Linked DNA regions of Mus musculus: region 2 is linked to region 1. A link is a contact called in ENCODE POLR2A ChIA-PET data. All regions are on one chromosome and are shown on one strand. The core of a region is the stretch at or near the end of the contact, and the rest is flanking DNA. Distances in the headings are between cores, read along the strand shown. Region 1 holds the start of Sde2 (SDE2 telomere maintenance homolog (S. pombe)). Region 2 holds the start of Tmem63a (transmembrane protein 63a).

Evidence for each region. ChIA-PET counts read pairs that join two places held with the same protein, here RNA polymerase II (POLR2A).
Region 2: POLR2A ChIA-PET joins it to region 1 with 11 read pairs in Patski. The contact joins the promoter of Tmem63a here to the promoter of Sde2 in region 1. POLR2A ChIA-PET finds 5 or more read pairs at or near these places in 4 of 5 experiments (Patski and embryonic stem cell).

What each region holds. Positions count from the first base shown.
Region 1 is chr1:180,845,512-180,852,597 of GRCm38, reverse strand. Sde2 (SDE2 telomere maintenance homolog (S. pombe)) reads right to left here and starts at 1,447. Exons shown (of 7, transcript NM_145943.1): 1 at 1,306-1,447. The coding sequence starts at 1,425.
Region 2 is chr1:180,937,748-180,944,854 of GRCm38, reverse strand. It overlaps Tmem63a (transmembrane protein 63a), which reads right to left and starts at 2,337. Exons shown (of 23, transcript NM_144794.2): 1 at 2,296-2,337. Lefty1 (left right determination factor 1) reads right to left here. Exons shown (of 4, transcript NM_010094.4): 4 at 6,454-7,107. The coding sequence ends at 6,880.

The sequences.
Region 1 (7,086 bases), core at 198-2,697:
TGCTTGCACTCACATTTACTGTTGTTAAGTAACAGACAGACTCAAATGCTCTCTGATAACTGCTTCTGCTTACCTGTTCTCCAAACTCAATTCTATTGGGGGTTTTTTCTGGATGTCTGGACTCCCATAGTCCATGTACAGTGCCTCTGTTAAATCTAAGGACGAGGTGATAGGAGGCTGTTTTGCTTTCAAGCAGGGTTTCACATAGTCCAGGCTGCCCCAAAACCACTATAGAGACGTGGCTAAGAACCCCCAAACCTCTCAAGTGCTGAGATTAGAGGCATACACCACCAGGCCCAGCCTTATTTCTGTGTCCTTTCAAAAAAGTGTATTTCCAACACTCCTCATTGTTAAGATTCTATTGTTTATGGATCAATTTTAAGTTTAAAAATAAAACTTGAAAATTATTCTTCAAATACATTGAAAAGTCACCTGTTTTGGAAAGTATCTGAATTCGAATGGCTAAAAAAAGGTTCTGTTTTTCTTACTAGACCGCAGAATAGAGAAGAAAACAAAGGCTAGATGTGGTGGGACACACCAATAATCCCAGCCCTCCAGTATGTTCAGAACATCCTGGGCTACAAGGAAAGACTTTCTTGTCCTTGTTTTTTAAAGGACAAAGAAATTAGAAAATCACATATTCTTCTTGGAACTCATCCAAGTCTCTTTAGGAACAGATTTGGTATTTTAACATTTGTTATGTTTCTACATAACAAGCAGAGAAAACAGACTACAACGAAGGCGCAGTCATACAGAAAAACTGTTCTATACCAAACGCCCAGATTAAAATTAGACTCAGGGAACCCAGTAAACTCTTTAGATGATTGAAGAGGTTTGAGATTTCCTAGTCAGTATAAGCCTGCTTCTTTGGGAATTAAAGCTTAAAACTTTAGAAGCACTTAACCAGGGTTTTATATCCACATGGCAGAGTCTAAAGAGGCCCAAGAATATCTGTGAGTGATTGGCTCTGTCAGGATGACTCCATATCCTTCTCTAACCGTTCTTTGGCCTGGATGGGTGTCCTGAGGGTCGGTAAGAAAGCATATTCCTATCTATAATGTGAATGTAAGAAGAGAACCTTAAAGGTATCATTTGGGGGGATAAAAGAAACAGAACGAGAGTTTGTAGTCGAGGTTGGACAAAGCGCAGTAAATGGACGGAGATTCTCTTACGACGTGGGGACAAAACAACGACTGCCATAGACTAGCAGAGGAATGTCCCCATATTAGTCAGAAACACCCAACGACGAACCCAGCCTGGCTTGGTGATCTCTTTCCCCCATTTCCCGGGAACCGCCATCCTCACCTGTTCCTGGCAGTGTCGGTAGATCACATCGCGCACGGAGCACCCAACCGAGGCACACGGCAGCGCCTTCCACACGGTACCGGGGCCGCGAACCCACGCCACCACCGCAGCCTCCGCCATTTCGTCTGGTGACGGAACCTCTGGACTGCGACAGGCACTAGGCGACACAGCCATCCGGTCGCATCTCGATGACGGAAGGCCTCGTCTTCCAGCGCCCCGCCTCCCGGGTTTCCACCACTCACCCCCGCCTTTCCGGAAGGCGGTCACGTGGCCCGGCGTCACGCGAGCTGGCGTGGGGGAGGGGGACAGGAAAGGCCTGCCTGAGGCCGATAAGACCGCGGAGCGCTGGAGCTAGGCGTTGCTAGGGGCGGTTGCTAGGGCGGGGCTCAAGGGACTGGCTATAAAGGGCGAGCTCTGGGCGCGGTTGCTGCGCTTGGGCTACAGCGCTTTGGCTGGGGGTGATAAGCTGCCCGTGGCTCCGCCCAGCGCCGCAGGCCAGCGCGCCACTCCGGTTTGTGCAGCTATTTTTGGGATTGGGAGGGCTGTGTCCCAGGCAGCCACTGCTTCCCGGTGCTGCGGGGAGAAAAACGGCTTCCTCTACCCGCGAGGCCTCCCAGTCCTAGAGAACGGCCCCCAGTGGTCCCCAAACCGCAGCCCCGGCCTGCGTAGTTCCCTAGAGGTTTATGTTCATTTCCTGAACCCCCCTTCACGTTCCTTCCATCACGTTCGGCTCGTTCCTATTTTTGCATGTTTGCGCTCTGCGCTGTCCCCGCTTCAGCTGTGTTTTCAAAATATTTCACAGCAAATGGGCCCTTGTGAACGGCAGGGGCGGGAGTGACGTTTATAGCCATACTGCTTCCAAAAACCCCCGCTGTAACGTTCTTTCTGTGCCCTGGGAACACTCGCGCAGATTTTACAGAGAACAACTTTAAGGTTCGGGTGCTGAGGGAGGCCCTTAATATTTAATATGCTGAGATGATGTTGTCTCTGAAATACTAAACAATTTAAAAGCTGCTAGCATGAAGCTGGGAGGATTATCGGGAGGATAACTCAGTCTCCTGAACACAGATGCCCTGGCCCGCAGAGCCATATTCTCGGCTGTTAAGATGCAGGCCGATGGAACTAATCGCTGAGGAGAAAGCACAAAATCTTGAAATCCTTTAACTGTGAAAATGAACAAAAATAGGACTTGCAGTTCTGTGGAGTTATAGATCTGTTGGTGCACACAGGCGGGAAAGCGGGCCTCCATGAAGATTCCAGGAGATGAAGAATAATTACACAAAGCATGTTGTGCATAGAAGCAGTATTTTATGAGTGTTGTAGTAGTAACCCAGAGGCCTACAGGCGTCTCATCCGATACGTAAGCAGGACAAACTGGGAAGCATGTGACCTTCCAGACAAACTGGGAAGCATGTGACCTTCCATCTTTTCCCATTCTGTCCGTTAGCATGTGGTCCTAACTGCTAATTTATTTTTTTCACCTTTTGGGAATCAAATGACCATTTCAAGAGCCTGGCAGCTTCTTCTTCTGCAAGGAACCAGATCATGGTCAGTTTAGGGTTATGTAACATTTCTTTGTCAGAATAATGCTTTGTAAGCTGGAAAGTCCCAGAAGGATTCCCTTCTAACAAGAAAAGTCCACGTCATTTATTACAACTATCTACTACTGCTCTCCAAAAACCTAATGTCTGAATGAATTCACTCTTTACCCCTCGGTTATATTTAAATCTCTGTTATGAAGAAGACCCAAGCAACCAGCAAGCATTTGTCATTTAAAATACAAAATAACCATTATTAGCTTTTCAAGGACACAGACCTCTTGAGCAATCTATAATCTGTTAAACCTTCACAATGAGCTCCTTACACCGTGAAATACACAAAATAGATGTTACATAAATATTAGTTGGCTGTTTGATGGATTACAGTCTAACTTAATTATTCCTGGTGTGCATCTAAAGAAACATATTTTCCACTAACTTAGGACATTCTACTCGGAGGATACAGAAACCAATTTGAATTGGTACCTATAAATTCATTTAAATAGTGAGAGAGAGAATGAGACTTCAGAGTTGAAAGGCATGGCCAAGAACATGATATATACTAACTGAGGAAAGAGCTAGAAACAACTGGTTAGCTTGGCTGCTGGAGCTATGTTGTCATACCCAGTGCCCAGTGCTGTGGGGTGAGGCTTGTGAGTGATTGTGTAAAAAGAGAGCCACCTTCCCCCATCTCATGGTTTCAGATGAAGAAATGACAGGAAGGCACTTGTATGGTTGTGACAAGTTAATGGGGGGGGGGGGGAGGTGGGGAGCAGTTCCTCAATTGCCAAATCCATGCAGCTGTGCCCTGTGCTCCTAGGACCACACTTGGCGCTCGTTCAGATAAGCCACACTGGCTTTGTTCCTGCCTGTGTTCCCAAAAGAATGACTCCAGCTGTACATCTGCTTTTTAAGGACCGGTTCAGCTGCCAGGAGAGAGACACGATGGGATCCTGAGGCAATGTGGAGTGATTGTTCACTGCCAGGAAATGACAGCACGAGACAGTGTTTGTGTGGCAACCCATGACAGGGGCTTGACGGAGCCAAATGGCACGTTGTTCTGCTCGAGCCAGAAGCAGAGCAGGGTCCTGGCACTTCCCACAAACAAGAGTGAGGCTCCCAAAGCAGTGACTTCTCCAGGTTGTGTCCATGTGTGACTCGCCAGACACTCTTCTGTGTTTCCAGCCATGTTCAGGCTCAGCGGGAAGGAAATACTGTTAATACCATTTTCGTGACAAAAGGACAATGGGACAAGCTGACTCCTCCAGTGCCACAAATGCAAAACTGCCATCAATTCCCAAATTGGCAAGTGTTGTATTATAGGATGGCTTCAGCCCTAGAAACAATGAGGTCGGCTAGTGGGAATGAAAAAGAAAAAAACAAAAAACCGGCAGCTGGAGAAGAGCCTAGAAGTCCACACTAGCGGCGGATGTGTGGAAGGCGGAGCCTGGAGCAAGCCCCAAGATGTTTGGCTGTCAGGGAAAGCAAAACTCCACTCTCCTTCTCTTATTGGATGGAAAATCACAGGAACTAGCAAGGGTGAGGTGGAAACAGAGGTAGAAAAGGGCTGTGTTTAAACACTCATGGTGGGAAAGAGAGGGCAGAAAAGGAGCCCAGGAGAGGGCCGAGCCGCGATCCGAGGCTGAATAACGAACCCCGAGCCTCCCTCATTGTACTGCCAGCAAGCACCTCCTTCAGGGTGGATTCCATAGAGTTTACATTATAACAAATCTCTAGCTTACAAAAACATTCTTTATCATTGTTCTCACCAACACCATCAAGTGGCTTGTTTCCTGGAGAAATCTGAAGGCAGGCTAAGAGATAGGTAAAGATGCTTGTGACCAAGGTCCATCCCCCAGACTCACATGGTGGAGAGAGAAACCTGACCTCTGCTACAAGCTGTCCTCTGACCTCCACATGCATGCTGTGCCCGAGCACATACGCAGACACACACAAATTAATGTAAATGTTTTGTAATGAAAAGATATTTGAGGGCTGAGGAGATGGTTCAGTGGTTAAAGGGCTTACCACACAAGCATAAAGCCTGAAGTTTGGGTCCCCAGAACCTACATAAATGCCAAGTGGGTATGACAGCCCACCTGTAATTCCAGCACTCAAAAATCAAAGACAAAGCAAAGACCAGAGACTCCCCAGAGCAAGCTACATAGCTAAATGAGCATGATCAGTGAGCACCGGTTTCAAGAGAGAGACCACTGCAATAAAGAAGGAAAGATGGAGAGGGATACAGGAAGGTTCCTGAAGTCACTTTTGGATTCCCACATACCCACAAACACACACACAAACATGAGGGGAAAAAAAATCAAAGAACTTTGAGCGGAAGGGGTAGGTAATATATCTTTTTTTTCCATTTTTTATTAGGTATTTAGCTCATTTACATTTCCAATGCTATACCAAAAGTCCCCCATACCCACCCACCCCCACTCCCCTACCCACCCACTCCCCCTTTTTGGCCCTGGCGTTCCCCTGTACTGGGGCATATAAAGTTTGCGTGTCCAATGGGCCTCTCTTTCCAGTGATGGCCGACTAGACCATCTTTTGATACATATGCAGCTAGAGTCAAGAGCTCCGGGGTACTGGTTAGTTCATAATGTTGTTCCACCTATAGGGTTGCAGAGCCCTTTAGCTCCTTGGGTACTTTCTCTAGCTCCTCCATTGGGAGCCCTGTGATCCATCCATTAGCTGACTGTGAGCATCCACTTCTGTGTTTGCTAGGCCCCGGGCATAGTCTCACAAGAGACAGCTACATCTGGGTCCTTTCAGCAAAATCTTGCTAGTGTATGCAATGGTGTCAGCGTTTGGAAGCTGATTATGGGGTGGATCCCTGGATATGGCAGTCTCTACATGGTCCATCCTTTCGTCTCAGCTCCAAACTGTGTCTCTGTAACTCCTTCCATGGGTGTTTTGTTCCCACTTCTAAGGAGGGGCATAGTGTCCACACTTCAGTCTTCATTTTTCTTGAGTTTCATGTGTTTAGCAAATCTGTATTTCCATCTCTCAGAACCACCTTGAAGAGTACTTGACAGTAGTATATGAATCCCTAACCTAGGCACCCCTGATGCCCTAGATTATAGGGACTTTTTAAAAAAGGATTTTAAATCCAAGGGGTTTGGGGAAGGAGGGGAGAAATGAAAAAAAAAATCACCCTGCCTGTTTGGGGACTGGTAAAAAACACAATCCTCAGGGAAATGTCTCCACTGGTGTAACTTTGCTCCCTCCAGTATCTGCCCACAACACTATAGCTCTTATGTGCTGCTAGGCCACAGGCTGGTCCTGAGGTTGGATTCTCTTTGCGCAGTGGCAACCTTTATGCTTCACCCCTCAGAGGCCCCTGCCTGGCTTCACAGCTCAAATGGCCTCGAGCAGATGCAGACAGCCGTCTTATATCTTGGGTATCCTAGGCTTTGGGCTAATATCCACTTATCAGTGAGTACATATTGTGTGAGTTCCTTTGTGAATGTGTTACCTCACTCAGGATGATGCCCTCCAGGTCCATCCATTTGGCTAGGAATTTCATAAATTCATTCTTTTTAATAGCTGAGTAGTACTCCATTGTGTAAATGTACCACATTTTCTGTATCCATTCCTCTGTTGAGGGGCATCTGGGTTCTTTCCAGCTTCTGGCTATTATAAAAAAGGCTGCTATGAACATAGTGGAGCATGTGTCCTTCTTACCAGTTGGGGCATCTTCTGGATATATGCCCAGGAGAGGTATTGCTGGATCCTCCGGTAGTACTATGTCCAATTTTCTGAGGAACCGCCAGACTGATTTCCAGAGTGGTTGTACAAGCCTGCAATCCCACCAACAATGGAGGAGTGTTCCTCTTTCTCCACATCCACGCCAGCATCTGCTGTCACCTGAATTTTGATCTTAGCCATTCTGACTGGTGTGAGATGGAATCTGAGGGTTGTTTTGATTTGCATTTCCCTGGTAATATATCTTAGTTGGTACAGTGTTTGCCTAACATTCACAAAGCCTGGGTTTGGTCTCAAGCACCCCATAAATTTAGCATGGTAGTACAGCCCCAGCAATCCAGAGGTGAGGGTAGGAAGATCAGACTTCAAGGTGATCCTGGGCTACACAGAGAACTTGGCACAGCTTGGATACATGAGACTTGGACTCAATCCAAGTGAAAGTGGATGGTGGTCTGTGCCTGAATTCACAGAACTGAGTGGTAGGAACCAGAGGACTACTATTCAGCTGAAGAAAATATCTGACACCCTC
Region 2 (7,107 bases), core at 1,088-3,587, 91 kb before region 1:
TGCAAGGCTGTACTGTTGCCACACGTAGGGAGGAAGGACTGTGGGCATCTGCTGGAGATGTCTTCAGTTGGATCAGCCCTCCCACTCCCCACCCCTGACAGCTCCAAGTCTTAGTGAGTCAGGCCTCTGGCCTGCTTCTCATTTCCTGCTAGGCTGTCCACTTTGTCCTGTCCCTGCAGCACCAACATTTACACACTGTCCTGATGCCACCAGTGTCACATAAGTGACAGGGGAGCCACCTTCCAGTTTAGGGTTTCAGAACAGAAACCCGCTACACTCTGATGTTACTCTGAGACCTGCCCATGCCTCTTATCCCATGCGCCCATTTTCTGGTCTTGCCCACTGAGTTTCTTGCTACCTGGCTTTGCATCTAAACTCCTAGAACAAGCTCTCCGCCACCTCCCCGGGTTCGTCTGCGCCACCCTGTTCCTTTCTCTTCACCCAGCAGGATGGCTCGTCTCTTGTCCAATGGAACCCAGGTCCTGCCAAGGTCAGGAGGGCCTCTCTCCCTCAGAAGCACAGTGGCTCTGGGCTTGAGGTGGCATACCAAGCCAAGGTTTCCTATGAACATCCAGAGGGCTGCTGCAGCACCCAAAGATCCCCTAAAGCTAGAACTGGGGGAAATGGGCCACCCTAGAGCAAAGAAAGAAGGCTTGGAAAAGAAAAGGAAAAATATCCTCATAAATGCTCACAGAGGGAGTGCTGTCCCAAGGAAGGGGGGTACGGGTAGTGCTGGGTGGGTAGGAAAGGTGACTCACCAATGTTGCTCTTTCAGAGGCCTGGAGGAACAGAGAAGCCTTGACCCCAGGAGGGTAACTGTGGCTGCCTTCCCCTAGTGGCCAAGCCACACTCCTAAGTCATTTTTCTCTTGCCAAACAGGTTTCCCAAGAGAATCTACAAAGTTTGGTAAGAACTAAGGAAGGGAGAGTGTTGTGGTACCCACCCATTTACCCCAACATTCAGGAGGCAGAGGCAGGTGGATCTCTGTGAGTTCTAGGCCATCCGTGGCTACATAGTAAGACCCTGCCTCAAAAGCAAAACAGAAGGCCTAAGGGCCTCCTCAACCAGGTAGCCTATTCTGCCTCATGCAGACATAAGGGCTGCTTCTCTGCCTCAATATCCCCTGTGGGCTAGAATCAGGGAAATCAAATACCGCAGAGCAAACAAGAAAGGCTTGACAAGTGAGAGGGATCAGAAGCCACAGTCCGAGACCCTCTCCTCCAGTCGGAGCAACCTGTGCCCACCCAGCAGCAGCAGAGTCAGAGGCTGCTACAGAAACATTCTCTAGGCTTTCAATGAGCCAGTCCGTTCTTGCCTTCCCAAAGGAACACGCTCTGAGAGGGCAGATGGGAGCACACCCACCAAGGGGCAGCCAAGCCAGAGAGAGAAGGCTCTGGGTGTGTGTAGGGAAGAAATCAAACAAGTCCCTAAGGGATGGAAATGCTGCTCAAAGCCAAGTGCACGCCTAGAATGTGCAAGGCAAAAGGCTGTATTCCAACCGCATCACTACGAGGAGCGAGGGGGCCTTAAAAACAGCAATTAGACACTGTGGTCTCAGGATCCCTGCCTAGGTACACACTTAGCAATAGCCACCATCCCACATCCAGTGAATATTCGTACACGCAAACGCTCAGCACTCCACCATATCATTGGCACCCCAAACTCTCAACAGGGCAGGCTCTGGGACCCAGCCAAAGCTTCAGGAGAGAAAATATGTTCCCAGGCCTTTTGCAAAAGTCCCTACAAGCTGTTGGCTCCTGTTTGGGACAGAAAGACAGCAACTCCACCTCACCCGAGGTGTCAGGTAGCCAGGCTTATCAGGTCTGGGTAAGTTGTTGTCGGATGTGGTTTCTTTGCCGTCTCAGCTCTTCCCTCCCCCTCCCGCCCTTTCCCAAGTCCCCAGTTTTCCTCCACCCGGTGCTACCCGGGCAGGAGGGAGTGGTCACCCGGACAGTACGAAGCCCGCCCAAGCCGGGTCTAGCCTCGTAAGGAATTAAAGAAAAGAGGGCTCCGACGCTGCCCTTCGGGTTAGGCGGGGAGATCCGACTCCACAAACAAACTCCAAAGCCCGCCGAGGAGGTGGAGGGAAGGATCCGCCACGCAGCCAAGAGCTGTCAGGAAGTCCCAGCGGCGCGGGGCTTGATTGGCACTCTCCAGCCACCTACCCCGCTACTGTCACCAGACAGTCCCCGGGGAAAGCGACCCGAGGCGCCCCGCCCCGCGAGGACCCGGGCCGGCGCGTCCTGGGAGGGGCTGGCCGCAACCTCCCCATCTCTGCTCCCCTTCCCACTTTACCTGCGGCGGCGGCGCGGCGCGCGCGCCCGGGGGAGTGGTCAGTCCGTACCTGGCGAGGCGGGGTGGCGTCCGCACCACTTAAAAGTTACAAAGTGAAACTCCGGCTCCTCTTGCACATGCGCAGAACTGTGTCCACGCGTTACCTAATTTGGACTCTTCGCTCGCGCCGGCCCCAGCAGGACCTCGAGCTCTGTGCGCCGGGCAGTGAACCCCAATGTGGTTCTCTAACGCTGGTCCACGCGTGGCCGTCCTCACGGAGGTCTAGGGGCGGGACCAGACCAGCTAACGCCCACAAGGCTGGGAGAGGACGTCTCCGAACTGCCTTTCCTTTGTGCCCTAGCACATCCCCACTGAGAGGGCACTGGGCCGTGCCTAGGATAGTTGCGGCGTTGGAGAGCATCTGCAAATGTTCGTGATTGAATGTCCCCAGGAAATTCTAAGCTGGCCCAGTTGGATTTCAGGGCGGGGGAACACCAGGGCGCAGTGGACCTACCCTGTTCCCAGTCCCGCCGCATAAGAGAGCCGGGACCTTGAAAGTTACAAAGCTCTGTCCTGCCCCAAATAAAGAACAACATTTCCAGCGTTCCCTAGGACCACGCGTTACTGCTCTGCCCCGGGTCACCAGCGTTGCCAACTGGGACCAAACACGCTGAGCGTCTGGTGTGTTCTGGCTGCGACTTGGAGGTTTCCAGATAACAGCGGCCTCTGGACCTGCTCTGCGCCCTCTCCCAGGACAGGACCGACGCTGGATCTTTAGGGAAATGGAGTAAGGATCCTGGAGGGGCCACTGCCTCAAACCACCCACTTGCAGGTCTCGGTTTACACAAGGAAAGGAGTGGGACCAAAGCTTGCTGCTGAGTTCTTGCCACACTGACACCGCCATGCCCGGCAAATCCTCATTCCCTAAGGCACAGTTTTGCTGCTTCTCTGACCTCACTTCCATGTTTTAGCTTTCATCTTCTACTGTAAAGATAAAAATACTCTCGCAGCCTCCCTGGTCCTGATTCTAGCCCAGCCTGCAACTATCTGAAACAGGGTGTCTCTTTCCTCTTTGGTTCTCTGTCCCTTCCCACTCCCATCCTCCAACCCCTTAAGACCTAGCTAACAGTTAATTTCCCAGAGCCATCCTCTGTCCTTGTCTTTTCTTTGTTAGGGACCCCACAACTGGCTTCTCTAGGTCCCTGGTTGTAGGCCCCCAGTCATTTATGCACTTGGCTCCTCAGATTGGCTCTGCCTGATCTTCTCCAGGCTCCCATCCCACACATCCTCATTTCTGCCTTTGTTGATCACGCTGACACCTGCCTGGCCTGTGGCCTGGGATCTAGCCCCAGTCATTAGGATAATGGCCCAGCTACCAAAGAAAAGGTTAGGGCCCTTGGTAAGGGAAGGAAAGGCTTCCCATGTCTGGTCTTCTGCAGGTTACAGTTGTCTCAAGGTCCAGAGAAGGCTGGGATGGATCAGAGTGTTTGAGTTGACAAGACCTGGGCTAGAGATGTAGCTCAAGTTGGCAGAGTGTTTGGGTAGTGTGCACGATACCTAGTGACACACAAGCCAGTCATGGTGATACAGGTCTGTACTCACCGCACTCCGGATGTGGATGGATGTGGACACAGGATGAGAAGTTCAAGGTTCAAGCTCAGGATAAAGGCGCTTACCACGAAAGCCTAACCAGCTGCGTCTCTGAGTCTCACCCACAGAACCCACTGTTGAAAGAGAGAACCAGCTCCTTAAAGTTTCCATTTGACTTCCAAAGCACTTGCTGGCTGGCACTCACACACACACACACACACACACTCACAGAAACACACACTCACATACACTCACACTCACATACTCACACACACTCACACAAACACACTCACTCACACACACTCACAGAAACACACACTCACACAAACACACTCACATACTCACACACTCACATACGCATACACACACATTCACACACACACACTCACATACACACACACTCACATACACACACACTCACACAAACACACTCACATACTCACTCACATTCACACACACACTCACAGAAACACACACTCACACAAACACACTCACATACTCACACACACTCACATACACTCACACAAACACACTCACATACTCACACACACACTCACATGCACACACACACAAACACACTCACACTCACATACACTCACACAAACACACTCACATACTCACACACACTCACATACACTCACACAAACACACTCACATACTCACATACACACTCACATGCACACACACACAAACACACTCACATTCACACACACACACACAATTTGATTTTTAAAAATATTTAACATCAGCTGAGCAGTGGTGTGCATGCCTTTAATCCCAGCACTAGGGAGGCAAAGGCAGGTAAATTTCTGTGCCTTTGAGGCCTGCCTTGTCTACAGAGTGAGTTCTAGGGCAGCTGAGGCTACACAGAGAAACCCTAGCTGGAAAAAACAAGCAAAACAAAACGAAACAAAAAACTCAAAGCCAGGCAAGGTGGGACATTACCTTTAGCCCCAGCACTTTCGAGGCAGAGACAGGCAGATCTCTGAGTTCAAGGCCAGCCTGGTCTTCAGAGTGAGTTCTAGGACAGCCAGGACTACACAAAGAAGCCCTGTCTTGAAAAAAGAAAGTTAAAGTCATCTTTGACTGCATATGGAGTTGGAGGCTATCCTAAGCTATTTAACACCTTGTTTAATAATAATAATAATAATAAATTAAATAAAAGCAGGAAGCTACATGAGACACTGTCTAAGAAAATAAATCTAGGGTGTGAGTTGAACAAGCCATAGACCTGGTTGTACTAGTCAGTGTGTAAAGTAATTATTAAATTATTGGTTTCTAAATACAATAAATAAATAAATCTAGGGTTGGAGAGATGGCTCAGTGGTTAAGAGCACTGACTGCTCTTCCAGAGGTCCTGAGTTCAATTCCCTGAAACCACATGGTGGCTCACAGCTGTCTGTGATGGGATCTGATGCCCTCTTCTGGTGTGTCTGAAGACAGCGACAGTGTACTCATATAAATACAATAAACAAATTATCGGTCTCTTGACTTTATAAGGGGAAATAAAGCTTTTTTTGTACAGGGGTTTCTTCGTAAAATAAAATAATAGAGGTTTTCTTTTAAAAAAATTATTGGTTTCTTAAACTAAAACTACAGAAGTTGGGGGTTGCTGCTGCTATTTAGGGGATCAAGACAAGAAAGATTAGGATTCAGATTAGACTAGAGGAGATGGAATTTGAAGCCAACCGCTGTGCAGACCTGTAGGGAGACTAAGAGACCCATTCCTTGGGCTGAGACTCTGGTCATGCTTGCTTCTAAAAAGCTTCTGGGGGGCTGGAGAGATGGCTCAGTGGATAAGAGCACCCGACTGTTCTTCTGAAGGTCCGGAGTTCAAATCCCAGCAACCACATGGTGGCTCACAACCATCTGACTCCCTCTTCTGGAGTGTCTGAAGACAGCTACAGTGTACTTACATATAATCAATAAATAAATCTTTAAAAAAAAAAAGCTTCTGTATACTTGGCATCCTACCATGACATAGCCAATGCTGTGAATAGCGCCCCCTATATCAGCCCAAGAAGACTGAGTTCTATCCTTCTAGAATTATGACTTTGATTTTTGATTATTTATTTATTTATTTGTTTGTTTGTTTGTTTGAAACAAGGTCTGACAGTGTAGTGCTGGGTGACTTGAAACTCCCTATGTCACAGGATGGCCTCAAACTCACAGACATCTGCTTGCCTCTGCTGGGATTAAAGGTGCACACCTCCACACCTGACATAATAAGATTTTTTTTCCTTAATGCAACGAGAATCGAAATAAAACCCTAATTGTTGGACCCAAAAAGCCAAAATCTCAACAGCCAAACATTTCTATCTCAGTTCTGAAAAGCAGACACCACCAAGTTGGCTTCTTTTATCGCTGAAACTTCGATCAAGTCTTAGCAAAATCAAGCTCTTTAGTTCTCAGTTAAGTTGATCTAACACCAGGCCTTTCTTTTTTCTGCCTCAGTTTACACAGATGTAGTTTAAATGGGGAAACAAGACAGAGGCTACACACACACACACACACACACACACACACACACACACACACACAAAACCCTGTCTTGAGAGAGAGAGAGAGAAAATAAGGAAACAAAAAAGCTACAAAACAAAGCATATTTTATTCACATCTAGCAAAGCCAGTATTGCCTAGGTTGGACATGTTTGCCCAACTTGTGGCTTAGGTCCAGAGTCAAGACTGGGACTCAGCCCAGATTCAGCGACAAATTAAGGGAACAATGGCAATTGGGGATTCTGTCCTTGGTTTGCAGTATCTATACATGTAAGTGCTTCGCATACAGTGCAGTGAACAATATGAAGGACAGAGACCACTGGGTCAGAGCGCCTCCAGGGGCCAGCGAGTCACATTCCTCGAAGGTAAAAATTTAGGGATGAGGCTACTTCAGAGGAAGCAAAGAGCACACACAGGGATTGCCCATTAGGGAGTTAGAATCCCCAGCTCTCCCAGTATAATGAGCACTTCAGATTTGCATGAAAGGCACATCCTTGGGGAAGCCACACCCCGCGCCTATGGCTGCAGCCTCCTGGGTATGAGCGCCCCATCTGAGGCGCAGCTACAGGTCTGCACCCTCATGTTGGGCAGGCTGACCACTTGAGGCCTGGTCCTGCCTCCCTCCTTCACGCTGACAATCATGGGCAGGGAGGTCATCTCTGAGGCGACACACTGCCGAGGCCCCAGAAATGGCCACCTGCTGGTCAGGGACTCCGGTAGCTGCAGGCAGCTGCCCACACATTC